Regions from separate parts of the Homo sapiens genome. Here region 2 is linked to region 1. Evidence: chromatin loops called from intact Hi-C (ENCODE). Cell type or tissue: heart left ventricle. All regions are shown on one strand. Region 1 overlaps VCL (vinculin). Region 2 overlaps VCL (vinculin).

The links. Hi-C counts contacts between places; a loop is a spot of excess contacts. Peaks named below come from ENCODE experiments on the same cell type or tissue, not always from the same donor. Only the 100,000 strongest peaks of a DNase experiment are listed, where the experiment ranks them.
Region 2: a loop joins it to region 1, with 3 times the contacts of the local background. A loop is called at or near these places in 19 of 110 quality-filtered maps.

Annotation. Positions count from the first base shown.
Region 1 is chr10:74,079,951-74,082,450 of GRCh38, forward strand. The region is part of intron 6 of VCL (vinculin); the gene reads left to right. Among named protein-coding and RNA genes, the nearest start is that of AP3M1, 70 kb to the right of the region's middle. In heart left ventricle, CTCF peaks have their summits at 1,460 (motif pointing left) and 1,667; no DNase peak of the experiment used is centred here.
Region 2 is chr10:74,011,400-74,013,899 of GRCh38, forward strand. The region is part of intron 1 of VCL (vinculin); the gene reads left to right. Among named protein-coding and RNA genes, the nearest start is that of VCL, 15 kb to the left of the region's middle. In heart left ventricle, no CTCF peak of the experiment used is centred here; no DNase peak of the experiment used is centred here; H3K27ac peaks cover 115 bases.

The sequences.
Region 1 (2,500 bases):
GAACATCTCTTAATTTTAACTTCTTGACGGTGTCACACCTCCCACTGAGCAGTAAATTACTCACTTCCTGAGAATTACATTCTTTCCTTGCAGTACTGGCCATTAGAGCTTTATTAAGGAGAAAAAAAGAAATGATTTTTGAGGATGCTGAATAGACAAAAACTATTTTTTCCATTGTGTTTCAAATCATTTTTGGGCATTGGAGAATAAAAGCAGTCATTTTTGTTAGTGTAGATTATGAATTTGATTTCTGGAGCTTATTTTCTCTGCAGTATTAACCAAAGTCAAAACTGACAAGGCAGAGATTTGCTGACTATTGTTGGAGATTAGTAGAATCTTTAGCAACTCTCCTTGGTAAAAGAAAAAAAAATCTTGTTTCATTTGATAAGCAATGAGGTTTGGAGTCAACAAACCTGAGATCAAATTAGGTTTGTAGGAGTCAGTTCCTGTTTCTTAATTTGTAGTATTATTTAAATGACATTTAAATTTGAGATTCAATGAGGTAAGGAGGGGGAAAGTAGCTAAAACAGAACCTAACATGCAGGGAATGCATATTAAATTCAATGCATGTCAGTTGAATTTAGTTTCCTAACTAGTAGCCTTTAATGTTAGAGTAGACATAAAAATTTCTGACCTTCGTTTCCCTTTGAATTTAGATTTTTGAAATGTAATAAATACCTATTGCTTTTCTCACTGAAAATAAAAGTGTGTTAGGAAAATGGTTTAACAGGTTTTAAGTGAAATATTTTTACATTGACATAATTATTCTCCAGGATGTCCACACACTTCCTAAGTAAGAGTTTGTGATTAAAAGAAAACCTATGCCTAGATAACTTGTGTTAGATCCTGAAGGCTACCCAGTTCTCTGAGGTTAGGAGTTGCCTGGCCTCAAGTCTTTTAAAAAGTTATTGATTCAGGCCTTGCTAATTTGGAATTAAGCTAAAGTTGACCTTTGCATTAATTTTGAAGGCAACGTTTTCTGCACAAATTAATTTAAGACATGATAGGAGAGATTTGCTGATATTCAAACCATTTGAGAATCAAAGCACTTAAAAATACCACATATCTTCTTCTAATTACAAGTGGATTTTGAAATAGATCCTCTTATGATTCTGCCTTTTATTGACAGCTACCATGGTTACATATAACTTGATAATAAAAATATTTTGTTTTCAATTTTTTTGGTAATTTAGTTCACTTCTTTTTCATTGCTATAGCTGAGAATTTGCTATTTAGAGCCTTAGATAGCCAAGGATTCAACAGGAGAATCATCTGTGTCTGTTTAGAAGGGGAAGGAGGGATTCCGACAGTTGAGAGATCTGTCTTTTGAATAGGGGGCTTTGGAACAGTTGTGGACCTTGAGCCTAACTATGGGTGCTGCCAATGCTTATTTGTGATAGTGCTGTATCTTTTTTTGAATTGGAAGTGGGGATGCTCCTGGTGCCCCCGTGTGGAAAACTAGTGGTGCAACACCTTTAAGAACCCCAGTTGTGCAGGATTGGAAACTGAAGGAAGCTAGGACATTGCCTAGAATTTTAGAGGTTAACTTTGTGCTTTGATGGCTTAACTCTGTAAGAGTCAGTTTCCTACAGCAAAAAGGAGGATAGATGGTCTTTGAAGATGCTAAATAGAGACTTAAGAGATGGCTGGTGTTATATTGTTCTCTGTGTTTTTATGTGTTTAAAAAAATTTACGGAAATACTTAAATACATTTAAAGTGATTAGTCTGTTGTTTCAGCTTCTCCTGGTGTATCCTGGGAGATTTTATGCTAGTTTCCTGATAGTCCTCGTGAATCCTGGTTGTAAAAAATAAGCTGAGACCCATTTATTCTATCCTGCATCTTCTTCCAGGTGAGGGATAGTAAGGGAACTAAGAAGGAGGAATAGCAGGGAAGGTCAGAAAACACTTCTAAATTATATTACTTTGAGGGGTTTATTTGTAGAATTAAAATTAAACTGCTAGATTAACATTTTCAATTGTTTCTTCCAACCAGTAATTCCAAGTTTTTCAGGTTAATTGAATATAGTGAAATATCATCCAGTGTGTGCATTTCAAAACAAGATGTAAAAGAACTGTGATTTGTGGCACCACATACTAACGAGGCTTCCCTGAGGTGGGAAGGGCTTTGGCAAGGCTGCAGTAGATGAATGTTGACTAGTGGAAAGGCTGACAATGAGGCATGTGACAACAGGGCTTTTTCCTGCTGAAGACATTAAACATATTCTGGCTTGAGCAATTTTACCAGTTTTCACAGTTTTAGCAATAGGGAACCCAATTCCACTCTGTTTAGCAACAGAGTAGAATTAACTGAATATTTGCATGCAAGATGCTGCATTTTGACAGAAATGAGAATTGTGGTGTGGTGACAATATTTTTAAGGCCTTCGTAGGACTGACTACCTTAGCTATGTATGTTAATGCTGTAACTTCTTCTCTGTCTTACGTTCTATCATGGTATCTCAACTTTTGCAAAGAAAATAATGGTGGGATTTCTTCCCAA
Region 2 (2,500 bases), 69 kb before region 1:
ATATCGAATTTTCTTCCCCCTCTCCTCCCTACTCTCCTAGGGTGTCTCCCTTTAGACTGTTGGTTTCTGAAGGGCAAGGAGTGGGTTTTATTCTTCATATTATTGGTTCTGTGTTTACCATAGTCCCCTGCTCATGGTAGTTCTTCAATTAAGTGTGTTATGTTCTGATATTTAATATACCAGCTAGTCATTTTAGGTTATTTTATGATAATAAGGATAGCTGATTATCTCTTGCCTCCACTGGAAGGCATGATGTTTCTCTTTTCCTGCCCTCAAATGTTGCTATGTACCAAATATTTATACAGTCTCAAAGAGAAACAAAGATTCATAAACGATATTATATTGTGTTGGGTACATATTTTGAACTTTTAGATTCCAAAAAATTCCATGTCACTTCTATCAGAAGTTAGCACACTGGATTGGCATAAGTGTGGGGTGTGTGTATAGAGGAGAGAGGTGGTGAATCTTAGAACTCGAAATGTTTTACAAATGTTGTTAAGCTGCAGAAAATAGAGTCTTTGGCCCTTAGAGAATTTCCCACTGATAAAATTTCCAGTTGAATGACTTTTAAGGGGAAAGTGGCTGAATTTCACTGCACTTCTTACCACAGCTGGCCACCATCCAAGTCAAAGTCATTCCTTCTTTTGAAATAAGCTTAAGTTATTCCCATGAGTAAGCTTTCTGTGAAGAAAGAAATGGCACAGTTGTTAGAGTTGAGAGTTGAGGGACCTTTGTTATATAGCTTTCTTGTGTTTCCAGCCTTCTCTTTGTCCTCTCTCCATCCCTGGAGAACTGGCTCATCTTTTATCTACCAGGTGGATAACATGTTTTTATTCTTGCAATTAAAATAGATAAGGGTATATGAATAGGCTAGTAAATCTCATAAGAAAAAATGTAGATCAGCAACACTTAAATTTCTCATTCTACAATTCTCCCCAAATAGTAAAGTTACTTGTCAAACTCCAGCTATGCACATTGCTAGGTGTTGGGATATATAAGATATGGTCTCTGGCCTCAAGTTGCCTAAAACACAGATGAAATCAATAATCTTATAAAAAAGATTTATTCACATCCTCTCCACCAATATAATTGTTGCAGAATTTATATTATTCTTCTTAAAGAGTTGTGTGTTAACTACTACAAATACAGTGGTTTTTCTTCTTTGGAGTCATGGAGAAGATGTGAAGTGGTAGGGACGTGGGGGAAGAGTGACACACACACAGTAGGCCAGCAGCAGATCGAGACTGGTATGGTATGAGAGGAGTGAGGAGATGGTGGGCCACCTAGTTAGGAAGAGACCTTTGAGCATTGGCCTCAGCTGCTTTCTGCTTGTGGCTGCCCAAACTCACTGGGTTTTTGTTTCCTCCAAAGTACAGTGCTTCCTGTTGGCCTTCCTTCTGCCTGATGTACTCTTCTGTAGTTCTTTACTTGGATAATTTCTACTAATTCTCAGTTTTCATAGTAAATGTCCATTTTTCAGGGACACTTTCCCTGACTACCTCTAAGCTAGGTTAGGCCCTTCTATCATGTACTTTCTATATTTTTTCCTTATTATGCTTATCACAATTGTAATTAATTATTTGTGTGATTATTCACTGTTTAACATATCTCCCCACCAGAGCCTCAGGGGCAAATATTGGCTCTGCTGTGTTTGTCTCTGAATTTTTAGTATCCATCATAGTGCTTGGCATATAGTAGGATCTTGCCTTGTGGAGTAAAGTATTTGTTCAATAAACAAATAGGAAGGCCATTTTCTGCTGCGATCAAAAACTGTTTTAAGCTTCTTTGGAGAAATATATATCAGGCTGTGGTTGAATCTTGGTGAAATTTAACTGCCAATTAGGAAAGTAGCTGTAAATAATTGCTTAACACAGGGCATTGCATGCAAAAGGACCATCTAATTTGTGTTCTCTGAGTGAAAAAAATTTAGGCACAGAGTCCTGGGGTGCAGATGGGGATAATCCTGCACAGCCCAGCACAGGATTATACAGAATATGTAAGTGTGAATAAAAAAATAAACATGGATGTAGAATTCTCTATTAGTTTTGATCTTTTGCAAATGAGCAGAATAGCCATCTTTGGCAAAATGTGGTAGTATGAGTTAGCAAATACCAAAGTCACACTTTAGATATAGATACTAGATAAATCAGCATATGATAATCAGCACATGATAAAAATTTTGGGAAGCAGTACAGTAGTATAATCGTTAAGCATTAAACTCCTTATTTTAAAATCCCATTGTTGACACCTTCGAGATAGGTAACATTGGGGAAGTTATTTAATCTCCATTTCTCTTGATCCTCCTATGTAAAACAAAGGTAAAGATAGTACCTGGCTGATAATGTTGTTGTTGTGTGGGTTAAATTAGTTCATTAAAATGTTTATAACTATTCCTGACACAGAGCTAAGAGCTTTATGAGTGTTAGATTTTATCATTACTATATTTTCCCATGATTTTAAGTCATATTTTAAACGTTAGTCTAATGAAAAGGCAGTGTTG